2 separate regions of the Homo sapiens genome follow, and region 2 is linked to region 1. The links are chromatin loops, found by intact Hi-C in ENCODE. Cell type or tissue: IMR-90. All regions are shown on one strand. Each heading gives the region's core, and the rest is flanking DNA. Links, peaks and the distances in the headings are about the cores only.

Region 1 (5,374 bases), core at 227-5,226:
GGTCCTGGAGGGCAGTCTGTTCTCCTCTGGGGAGAAGTCCATTTACACTGCAGAGTGGGCGTGATGCAGTCTCAGCATGGGCATTTGTCCCTGTCCTTCCCATTACTCTGCCCCCCTCCAGCCTCTTCTCAATATTCCTGCTCTCCAGTTCATTACTGGACAGCAGAGCCCAGCACTGGGCTATTCTAGAGCAGCATCTTTTTGGCACCAGGGACTGTGGAAGACAATTTTTCCATGTTTCCATGTTGGCTGGGGGAGGTGGGGTGAGTTGAGTGGGGCTGTGGGCATTAGATTCTCGTAAGGAACGTGCAACCTAGATCCCTCCTGTGTGCAGTTCACAATAGGATTGAAGCTCCTATAAGAATCAAATGCTGCTGATCTGACAGGAGGTGGAGCGCGGGCGGGAATGCTTTCTAGCCTGCTGCCGTCCTCCCTGCTGTGCGGCCAGTTCCTAACAGGCCATGGTGTGTGGCTGTGGCTCAGGGGTTGGGGATCCTGGTTCTAGAGGACAGGAGGAGAGAAGAAAAAGAAGTCGGCTGCTACTTTCAGGAAGAGCTCAGTGGTATGCAAGCCAATCTTCGGGTTGACCTAGCCTGCTTTGTAGCAGCAATTTCACCCTTCACCCTGCCAGTGGCCCGGTTAGTGGTGAAAACCTCCAAGTGGGAAGGAGGATCCATTAGAATAAATCATGAGGAACTCCTCAGTCTGTCTCTCCAGCCCTGTCCTTGGATCTCCAGTTCATCGACTAAATCCAGCTGCCTGCTGACAGCTGTGTGGGGGGTGGAGCAGAGGAGATGTCAAGGGTGCACTGAAATGGAATTGGCCCCAACCCACTGCTTCATTTCCAAGGCTTCCCTTATCCCCCACCTGGACCCGTTTCTCTTCCAGTTCTCCTTTGCTGAAGCCAAATACAGAACTTACCTAGTTCCTGTCCTGCCCTCACCCCTCTCTAAACGAGTCCTGTTTCTGAAACATGTCATAGCTCTGCTCTTCTCTGTCCCCCACTGTGTCATATTGTCCGAGCCATCATCCCTTCCCACCTGGATTACCCTGGTAACCACCTACACGGATATGGCTGCTTCTGGCTCATTGTGTTAGTTTGTCAGGGCTGCTGTAACAAATCACCGCCAACTGGGTGGAGTAAACCACAGGCATTTACTGTCTCGGTGCTGGAGCCTGGAAGTTCGAGGTCAGAGCATCAGCAGGGCTGATTCCTTCTGAGGCCATGAGGGAGAATCTGTTCTAGGACCTTCTCCTGGCCTCGGGGGTTTGCTGGCAATCTTTGGAGTTTTTTGGCTTAGAGGAGCATCACCTTGGCTTCTGCCATTATTTTCACATCATTTTCCCTCTATGTGTGTCTGTCTCTGTCCCAATTTCCCCTCTTCATAAGGACGCCAGTTGTATTGTATAAGGGCTCACCTGAATTACTGCATTATAACTTGATCATCTCTGTAAAGACCCTATTTCCAAACAAGGCCACATTCTGAAGTACTGCGGGGGCTAGAACTTCAATCTATCTTTTTTGGGAAGACACAATTCAACCCTTAAAGCCGTCTAATTCATTCTCCCTACAGCAGTGAGCATTCTTTGAAAAGGCAAATCAGAGCCCATCATTCTCCTGTCCCAACCCTCTAGCCGATTCCCTTGCACTGAACTGAAATTCTGAGCCCCTTATCCCTGGCTGGCATACAGAAGCCCCATTTATCTTGTCCCATCCACCTCCCTACCTTCCTCCTGTCCTACTTCAGCCTTTTGTCTGTTCCTTAGATACAGCAAGCTCCTCCCCATCTTAAAGATTTTGCAGTAACCCTCTCTTCTTTCTAGGAAGCCCTGTCTCCTGTTTGGTCTGTGACTGACTACTTCCTGTGGTTCAGATCTCAGCTTAAATGTCACCTCTGCAGGGGGCCACTTTGACCCCCAGCTCAAAATCAGACATCTCATCCCACCCCTTACACCACCCCATTGCAATGCTCGGAATGGCCCTTATCAGTGTCTTGTTATTCATTTTATTTCTGCCTTCCACTCTAACCCCTCTTAGAACATCAGCCCCGGTTGGGGGGTGGGGGGCATGGACTTGTCTGTCTGGTTCATTATTAAACCCCCAGCAGTAAGAGGAGTGCCTGGCTCCTAGCTGGCACTCGGTAAATACAGGTCAGATGAATGAATAAATAGATCTGTCCCTGCTCTCTTTTAGCCATGTTTTTGGCTAATTTTGGATGCTGGTAGGCACTTTGTTCTGGCAGAATTTTGTAGGGCAGGGTTTCTCAACCTCACCAAGATGGAAACATTGTAGCTGAGTAATTATTTGTTTAAGAGGTGTCCTGTGCATTGTAGGATTTTTACCAACAGCCCTGAACTTTACCCACTAGATTCCAGGAGCAACCCCCCACTCCTAGGTTGGGACAACCCAAATTGTCTCTAGGTATTACCAAATTTCTCCTGTGGGGCAAAATCCACCCCTGCCCCCTACCACTCAGTCATCTCCATTGCAGGGCCAGCCACAGCTCTTACAGGACAGCTGTAAGAACAAGAGTTCTGGGAGGCTTTCAATTACACCCATCTCCAAGTGGAACTCTCCAGGCTAAGAGGATGATGACCACCAGCAGGTAACGCAGTGAAGTTGGTGGCCTGTCCCAGGAGAAAGCAGAGTGCAGGCTGTGGGGCAGACAGACCTGATCTTGATCCCAGCTCCATCTCGCACTAGCTGGGTAAAGTAGACAAGCCACTTAGCTTATATTCAGAATGGAGATGGGTGGGATTGCTAGGTGGGGTTAGTAGGAGACAGTGGATACAAACACAAGGCCTGGTGCAGGATCACGCGCTGTAGGAGCTGGGCTAATGCGGCACTCACAGCAGGGAGCTCCGGGCTCCTGGTAAGGATGGCATGGAGAGCGCAGGGAGAAAGGGGACTTGGCAGCCGTCCACTGAGGCCTATACTCATATCCAATTAACATACTTGCTCTAATTCTCTGGTCCTTTGACTCACTAATTTTCTGGTTCCACAAAGCCTGACTGTGCCGTGAGCATCTGCAGCTGGCCAGGGCCTCAGGGAGGCTGTGGGAAGGTGGAGAGAGAGGCAGCCCAGCCGGCAGCTGGGCGAAGAGCCTCCCAGCACAGATCTCTTTTTATCAGCGCTGAATTCCCCCAGCCAGTAAGTACCCCCTGCAAAGGGGTGCGGGTCCTCCCTCCCAACTCCTGCACATTTTCCTTTTGTGACTTCATTCTGCTTCCCAGGCTCTTCTTGGCATGAGCTGAGGGGCAGAGGTTATTGGGAGGAAAAGAGAGCAAAAGCTAAAACATAAGAAAGCGCATCTGATCCTCTTAAAAGAGTCTTTCAAACAGCTACACGGGCATCCACTGTGAGGCCTGAAATATTTATATCCAGCAAAGGATCTATGGGAAATGCCTCCCTGATTTGAGGACAGCTGTAAGAACAAGAGTTCTGGGAGGCTTTCAAAGTGGGAGAACAGAAGAAACCACATTTGAACTTCTCTTAACTTAAAAAAAAAAAATAGCCTACCCAATTAACTAACTGAATTCTAAGGAGATAAGCAAAATTATTGTTAATTTATTTTATTTATTAGAGACAGGATCTCACACTATCACTCAGGCTGGAGTACAGTGGTGTGATCTCAGCTCACTGCAGCCTCGACCTCCTGGGCTCAAGCAATCCTCTAGCCTCAGGCTCCCAAGTAGCTGGTACTACAGGCACGCACCACCATGCCCAGCTAATTTTTTTGCTTTTTGGTGGAGGTGAGGTCTTACTATGTTTCACAGGCTGGTTTCAAACTCCTGGGCTCAAGCAATCCTCCCACCTTGGCCTTGAAAAGCGCGGGATTACAGGCATGAGCACAGTGCCTAGCCTTAATTAATGTTAAATTAGTTTAAAATGTATTACACCTAAGGTATTTGTGGGGCAGGTGATGGAGGGAGGTGGTAGTGGCTGGAGTGGGGACTGTCCTTGGCAGATGGCGTCCACTTCTAGGGCCAGCTCTATGGGCAAGTCTCAATAGGAGTGACACTGGAGGTTGTATCAGAACCAAGGTACAAATAGGTTGAAAGTCTCAGGAGTAGAAACAGAGCGCCATGGGAGCTATGGAGAGCCAGCAGGTCTGCAGAACCAGGCTCAGGGGCCAGGGCCTCAGTGAGACCAGGGCAAACCTTCTTCTCAGGGGAGGAAGAGGGTGAATCGAGTCCCAGCTTCACAGCCTCCCAACTTGAAACTGCAGGAGAGAGCAACTGTTGCTACCAGCACACATGCATTTGTCCTGGGAAAGGTGACGGCTCGGGGGTCATGGCCAGCCCTGGACTGAACCCTGTGATTGCTGCTGTGATGGCTGGGATGGGCTCGCAGGCTGTCTCTGTACCCGGCTGTACCAACAGGGGTTGGGGTTATTTTAGAAAGGAAAGGGAGGGGTAGAATTGTGTCTGGCAGTCACCACCCCATGACTAACTCTCAAATGGTGGGTCATGTTCCAAAGCTCACTTCATTCAGAGAGGAACGAGTTGGCCAGACTCTTGAATTGGCTTTGCATGAACCTAAGAGGAACAAGAGGATTCCACTGATTTTTTAGATCTGAGTGTGTTGTCTTGTCTCAGGCGGACCTGCACTTGGAGCCCCAGAGGCAAAGGCAGGCGTAACCCTTCTGTGGTGGCTGCTGGGGTTCTTCTGGGAGCCCCGTCTGAGGACTTCCATGACCCCAATCTCATCCTTTCCCCTGATGTTCCAGGGCATGGCTTGAAGCAGGGAGCAGTGTGCTCTGGTGCCTGACCAGGGTGACATTTGCTGCAGTGGTGACTTTACCACTACTTTACTTTTTGTCACTAAGAAGTTTGGAAAATGAGTGCACCATCATAGTGTGTTTATTGTGTCCCCAAAAGATGTGTCTGAGTCCAAACCCTGGTTCCTCAGAATGTGACCTTGTTTGGGGACAGAGATGCTACAAATGTAATTGGTTAAGATGAGGTCATCCTGGATTGGAGTGGGCCTACTCCAATGTGACGGGTGTCTTTATAAGAAAAGACAGAGAGAGAGAGAGAGAGAACGAACACACAAATACCCCATGAAGACACAGACACAGAGGGCAGAAGGCTGTGTGAGGACAGAGGCAGAGGTTGGAGAGATGCCGCCATAAATCAAGGAACACCTGGAGCCACCAGGTGCTATTTCTTGCCTAAGATCCTCCAAGCAAGGATTCCTCCCTAGGACCTTAAGATGGAGCTTGGCCATATGACACCTTGATTTTGGACTTCCCATCTCAAGAACCATGAGAGAACAAATTTCTGTTGTTTTAAGTCACCCAGTTTTACAGTCCTTTGTCATAGTCATTCTAGGACATGCATATACCATCTCAAGGGGTTGTCTGCTTATGTT
Region 2 (5,374 bases), core at 278-5,277, 100 kb before region 1:
TAAAGACACACCCAAGACTGGGTAATTTATAAAGAAAAAGAAGTTTAATGGACTCGCCATTCCACATGGCTAGGAGGCCTCACAATCATGGCGGAAGGTGAAGGAGGAGCAAAGGCATGTCTTACATGGCAGCAGGCAAGAGAGAGAATGAGAACCAAGTGAGAGGGGAACCCTTTAAAAAACCATCAGATCTTGTGGAACTTATTCACTAACATGAGAACAGTATGGGGGAAACTGCCCCCATGATTCAAGTATCTCCCACCAGGTCCCTTCCACAACATGTGGGAATTATGGGAGCTACAATTCAAGATGAGATTTGGGTGGGGACACAGACAAACCATGTCATTAATGAAATAAGGGACTTCAAAACAAACCAGAGCAAATGTCTTCCGATGTAGTACAGTTATGTAAGAAAAAGGAGATGTTACAAATTTTCTATCATGCGTTCCTTAAAACATGCAGAAAGATATTGCACCTGTGAAAGGCAAATGGGCAGAGAAAGAACAGCGAGATCAGGCAATAATGTGAGAAGATGAAAAAAGCACAATAGTGGAATTTAAAATCCCAGATGGAAGCAGCAACAACAGATTCGAGGCTGCAGAAAACCTGATCAGTGAAGTAGATGACACATGTGACAAACTCTTCTGCCTAAAAATAAAAGTCAAGGGTATGAAAAAGATGAGGAAGTGAAAATGATGGGAGGAAAAAAGACCCATAGTTTAAGGATGTGGCATGTACATGTAAGAAAGTACAGAACACATGGAAAAGAAACACTGAACAAATAGAAACGCTCTTGACCTAAAGAAAGAGTTGGCCTTCATGTTAAAAAGGTTCATTAAAACAAAGTCCAATTATTTAGAAGAGCGGGACACCGAGACTTAGCTTTGTGACACTTGGATGTTTCAGGCACAAAGAAGGGACCCAGAGTAAATAGGAGCAGTAAGTAAATAAGAGCAACAACCGCAATAAAAACAAAAAGTCAGGTAACCCCAAACAACCAGTCAGGCCTGGCTTCAGACTTCCACAGAATAAAAATCCAGCAGGCAGTAGAGTCGTGTCCTCAGAATTCTGAGAGGAGAGATTTTTTGAAAATGCTGAACAGAACTGACTACATAATTCGCAGAGCCTAGGCAGGCAGAGGCTTGGTGGACAAATCACCTGAGGTCAGGAGTTAAAGACCAGCCTGGCCAACATGGTGAAACCCTGTCTCTACTAAAAATACAAAAATTAGGCAAGGCGCATGGCTCACGCCTGTAATCCCAGCACTTTGGGAGGCCTAGGCAGGTGGATCACGACGTCAGGAGATCGAGACCATCCTGGCTAACGTGGTGAAACCCCGTTTCTACTAAAAATACAAAAAAATTAGCCAGGCGCGGTGGCAGGCACCTGTAGTCCCAGCTACTCGGGAGGCTGAGGCAGGAGAATGGGCGTGAACCCAGGAGGCAGAGCTTGCAGTGAGCCGAGATTGTACCACTGCACTCCAGCCTGGGCGACAGAGCGAGACTCCATCTCAAAAAAAAAAAAAAAAAAAATACAAAAATTAGCCAGGTGGTGTGGTGGTACACTCCTGTAGTCCCAGCTACTCGAGAGGCTGAGGCAGGAGAATCGCTTGAACCCAGGAGATGGAGGTTGCAGTGAGCTGAGATCACACTACTGCACTTCAGCCTGGGCAAAAGAGTGAGACTTGGTCAAGAAAGAAAGAAAGAGAGAAGGAAGGAAGGAAAGAAAGAAAGAGAGAGAGAGGGAAAGAAAGGAAAGAAAGAAAAGAAAGAAGAAAGAAAGAGAAAGAAAGAAAAGAAAGAAAGGAAGAAAGAAAGAGAAAGAGAAAGAGAAACCACCTAGAGAATTTAAAAGTCAAAATACCTGGACAAGAAAGGTAAGAGAGCAGCTGAATATTAGAAATGTAGAGGAAAAAAGCTCTTTATTTCTTCATGTGTGCAAATTCCAAAGCACCTCTTACCAATACAAATATTAGTCAAAAAAAAAAGATAAACATCAGAAGAGAGGACTATGTAGCAAACTGGAGAAAACAGTATTTCAGTGCCAGACAGCAGAGAAAGGGAGGGCAATAATTTTCCTTTAAAGCAATTCAGAGAAGTTCTCTTATTTTCTCAACATCCCGGAAGCATGCTTGCCTGTATGTTGTAAGCAATGGCAGATATTGACGAGCCGAATTTTCTCATCCTGTCCAGAAATTGTCTGAGGAAGTGCTCCAAGGCATCTCCCCCTGTCAAACATTCTGGGACACACAGGTATTGCAGGGGCAGCATCTGCACTTTTGCTTGGAGGGACGCTCAGACCTCATGATTCAGCAGATGCAGTGCTTAATTGGGAAGCCACCGTCTTGTCGGAGAGCAGTGAAAGAAGCCCATTTGCCCCACCTAGCTAGCAACTGTGTTCCATCATGGGGCAAGCTCAACAGTCATGCCCAGCCTGCAGCGAGTATGTGATGGCTGAGAAGGGTGTTTTCAGAACCCACCCCAGCACTGCTCACAAGCCCTCTTTGTGCATCTCCTTCCCCAATTCCAGAGGTGCAGCCTGCACCCGAAAAGCTGTTTTGCTCAATGTTATCTGTACATTCATTGTGTTTTCCAACCTCTCGCCTCCGTACTTTTATTTCCACATCTGTAATCCACTTCATCCTCTCAATTTAATGCACCAATTATTTTTCACTTTTTTTGTTAATTTTTAGGGATGGGGTCTCACTCTGTCACCCAGGCTGTAGTGCAGTGGTGTGATCATAGCTTGCTGCAGCCTCAAACTCTTGGGCTCAAGTGATCTTTCTACCTTGTAGCTGGAACAAGAGGTGCACATCAACACATCCAGCTGATTTTTAAATTTTATGTAGAGACGAGATCTGGCTATGTTGCTCCGGCTGGTCTTGAATTCCTGACTTGAAGCAGTCCTCCCACTATGGCCTCCCAAAGTGCTGGGATTACAGGCATGAGTCACTGCATTAGGCCGGATGCACCAAAATTCTCCCCAAGCTTGAAACAGCGGCTGTGCTTTGTCACTACGCTGGGTGGGGCCAGCCCTGGAAACATCCCCTTCCCCGCCAGCCTGCCTCTTTAATGGCCAGTCATGGAAAAAAGTCAGTGCTGGGACATCTTTTCCAAAGGAAAAAGCCTCAACTTTCAGTTTCAGGCTCTTATTTGTTTTTGGTTACAGGAAATTTCTACTTCTTTTCTAATTTCCCATCTGTTTGTCAACTGGTGTATTTTTTTCTAGCTCAGTGCCTTCCCACACGGGTCCTGAGGACTCTGGTCAGGCCCTACCTTCTTAGAGCCACACAGCGCAGCAGGCCAGGCACAGCACCGGAGGGCTTGGTCCTGCTCAGGTTCCGAGATAATACTGACCATGCTGGGGGACAGGGCTGGGAAAAGAAAATCCCAGCCCTGACCCCTTGCCCACCCTTCCTTCTTAGCCCAGCAGCTGGGTACCTGCTTGATATGGTTTAGCTGTGTCCCCGCCCAAACGTCATCTTGAATTCCTACATGTTATGGGAGGGACCCAGTGGGAGGTAATTGAATCATGGGGGCGGGTCTTTCCCATGCTGTTCTTGTGATAGTGAATAAGTCTCATGAGATCTCACAGTTTTAAAAATGGGAGTTTCCCTGCACGAGTTCTCTCTTCGCCTGCTGCCATCCATGTAAGATGTGACCGACTCCTCCTTGCCTTCCGACATGATTGTGAGGCCTCCTCAGCAATGTGGAACTGTAAGTCCATTAAACATCATTGTTTTGTAAACTGCCCGGTCTCAGGTATGTCTTTATCAGCAGCCTAAAAACAGACGAATACACTGCAATTACCACAGGGCTCGTCCAGGCCACCTCTCCCCTGAGCTTGTACTCTGACTTGCTGAACACCATTGTTCTGCCCCTGAATCTTGACCTCTGCTCTGACCCCAAACCCTCTTCTGTGGACTCCCCCAGAAAGACCTTCCACTATCTTCTGTCCTTGGATCCACTGTGACCTTAACACACCCCAGGACACCGCTCAAGCCAGCTTCTGAGGGTTCAAGTCCCTTACTCCAGTTTGGACTGGACATGGCTCTGTTTATTTTCCTGCCTTGCTGTATTCTGAAGTCCCAGTGCCTTCCAGCCACACCTCCTCAGGTGTTCGCTGTGTCCTACCAGTGACACTGAGGCCCAACCAGATGCCCTTTGAGAACCAAGGTTGGGTCATTCTGAAGACAGTCCATTGCCAGTTCTTTCATGGATGTTTCTCTTTCTCTCTGACTTGCTTCATTCTCCAATTTCTAGGCCACCTGCTAGAATTTTCAGCAGGAAGTTAGGCTACTGCTCAAGGTGACAGGTCCTGAGGGACTTTTCTTTATCTCTCACATGGGACACCCCTTGCAGGGAGCCAAAAGTGGGTTCAAACCTTGCCTCTGCTAGCAGGAATGACCTTGGGCAAGGTACAGAACCTCTTTGAGCCTCAGTTACCTCCTCTGTAATAGGAAAATTGTAACTTCCGGGTTACTGTGAGAATTAAATGGGGTTAAACATGTAAGAACACACGAGAGACTCAGTAAATGTTGCTTCTCTTTCCTTCCCTGCCGTGCCCCAGGAGACTGCATCTGGCTATTCAGATAGGGACCCAGAGATATCAGCCTCAATTTTTTAAACACAGTGTGAGTGACTTTGATGTGAAGGTGTTTTATATTTGTCAAGTATTGTTATTTATAAGGCAGGAATAATTACCTTAGTGAGTTTGGGAAATATTATTATTTTTGCCTTTTCTGAGACATACCATTCATGCTGCTCTGGGTAGTTTAAAGTAAAAAGTTACATAGTTGATAATTTTTTTGTAATCAGATTCAAGAAGCAAGCAAGCTTCTCTCTCGCCTTTTATGCCATTTTAAATGAGATGTAAGTTTATCTAGACAATTGATTGTGAAATATTTTGAAGTTCAAAAAGATACAGAAATTGGTTACATTTAATGGAGGACACATGGATGGTCATGACGGGGTAGGGACCACAGGGAAAACAGTGTTTTTAAAATATCTTGGAGATGAAATCTGTGGCCATCTAAACGTGAAACAAGGAGGGCAAGTGAAGATGAATTTGTGTCTCTGGGCTCTCATCAGAATCAATCTAGACTCTAGCCGACAGTTCTTCACATCCTACAATTAGAAAACAACTTGCAAACTGCACAAATCATATTCTTGGAGTGAAATCAGGCCCTTGGATACTCACAACATTTATGGAGATGCTACTGCCCTTGGACTAAAAGCTTCAAAGTGGTTTGAACACCAATTAGTCTTCCCTGCCCCACAGCTCTGAAGGTTTGCTCTGGTTATATTCTATAAGTTAAAAAAATAATTTTTTTAAAGAAGCCTAGGTAAAGCTTGCAAAGGCAAAGTTACTGACA

The links. A loop is a pair of places that touch in the nucleus more often than their neighbours do. Peaks named below come from ENCODE experiments on the same cell type or tissue, not always from the same donor. Only the 100,000 strongest peaks of a DNase experiment are listed, where the experiment ranks them.
Region 2: it touches region 1 in a loop (2.8-fold over the local background); 1 of 110 quality-filtered maps calls a loop at or near these places.

The regions. Positions count from the first base shown.
Region 1 is chr2:234,767,925-234,773,298 of GRCh38, reverse strand. No RefSeq gene overlaps it. Among named protein-coding and RNA genes, the nearest start is that of LINC01173, 88 kb to the right of the region's middle. RefSeq lists enhancers at 1-494, 495-996. In IMR-90, for the core only: no CTCF peak of the experiment used is centred there; a DNase peak (open chromatin) is centred at 3,108; H3K27ac peaks cover 2,524 bases.
Region 2 is chr2:234,871,582-234,876,955 of GRCh38, reverse strand. All of the region lies in intron 2 of LOC101927896 (a long non-coding RNA gene), which reads left to right. Among named protein-coding and RNA genes, the nearest start is that of SH3BP4, 78 kb to the left of the region's middle. In IMR-90, for the core only: no CTCF peak of the experiment used is centred there; a DNase peak (open chromatin) is centred at 2,955.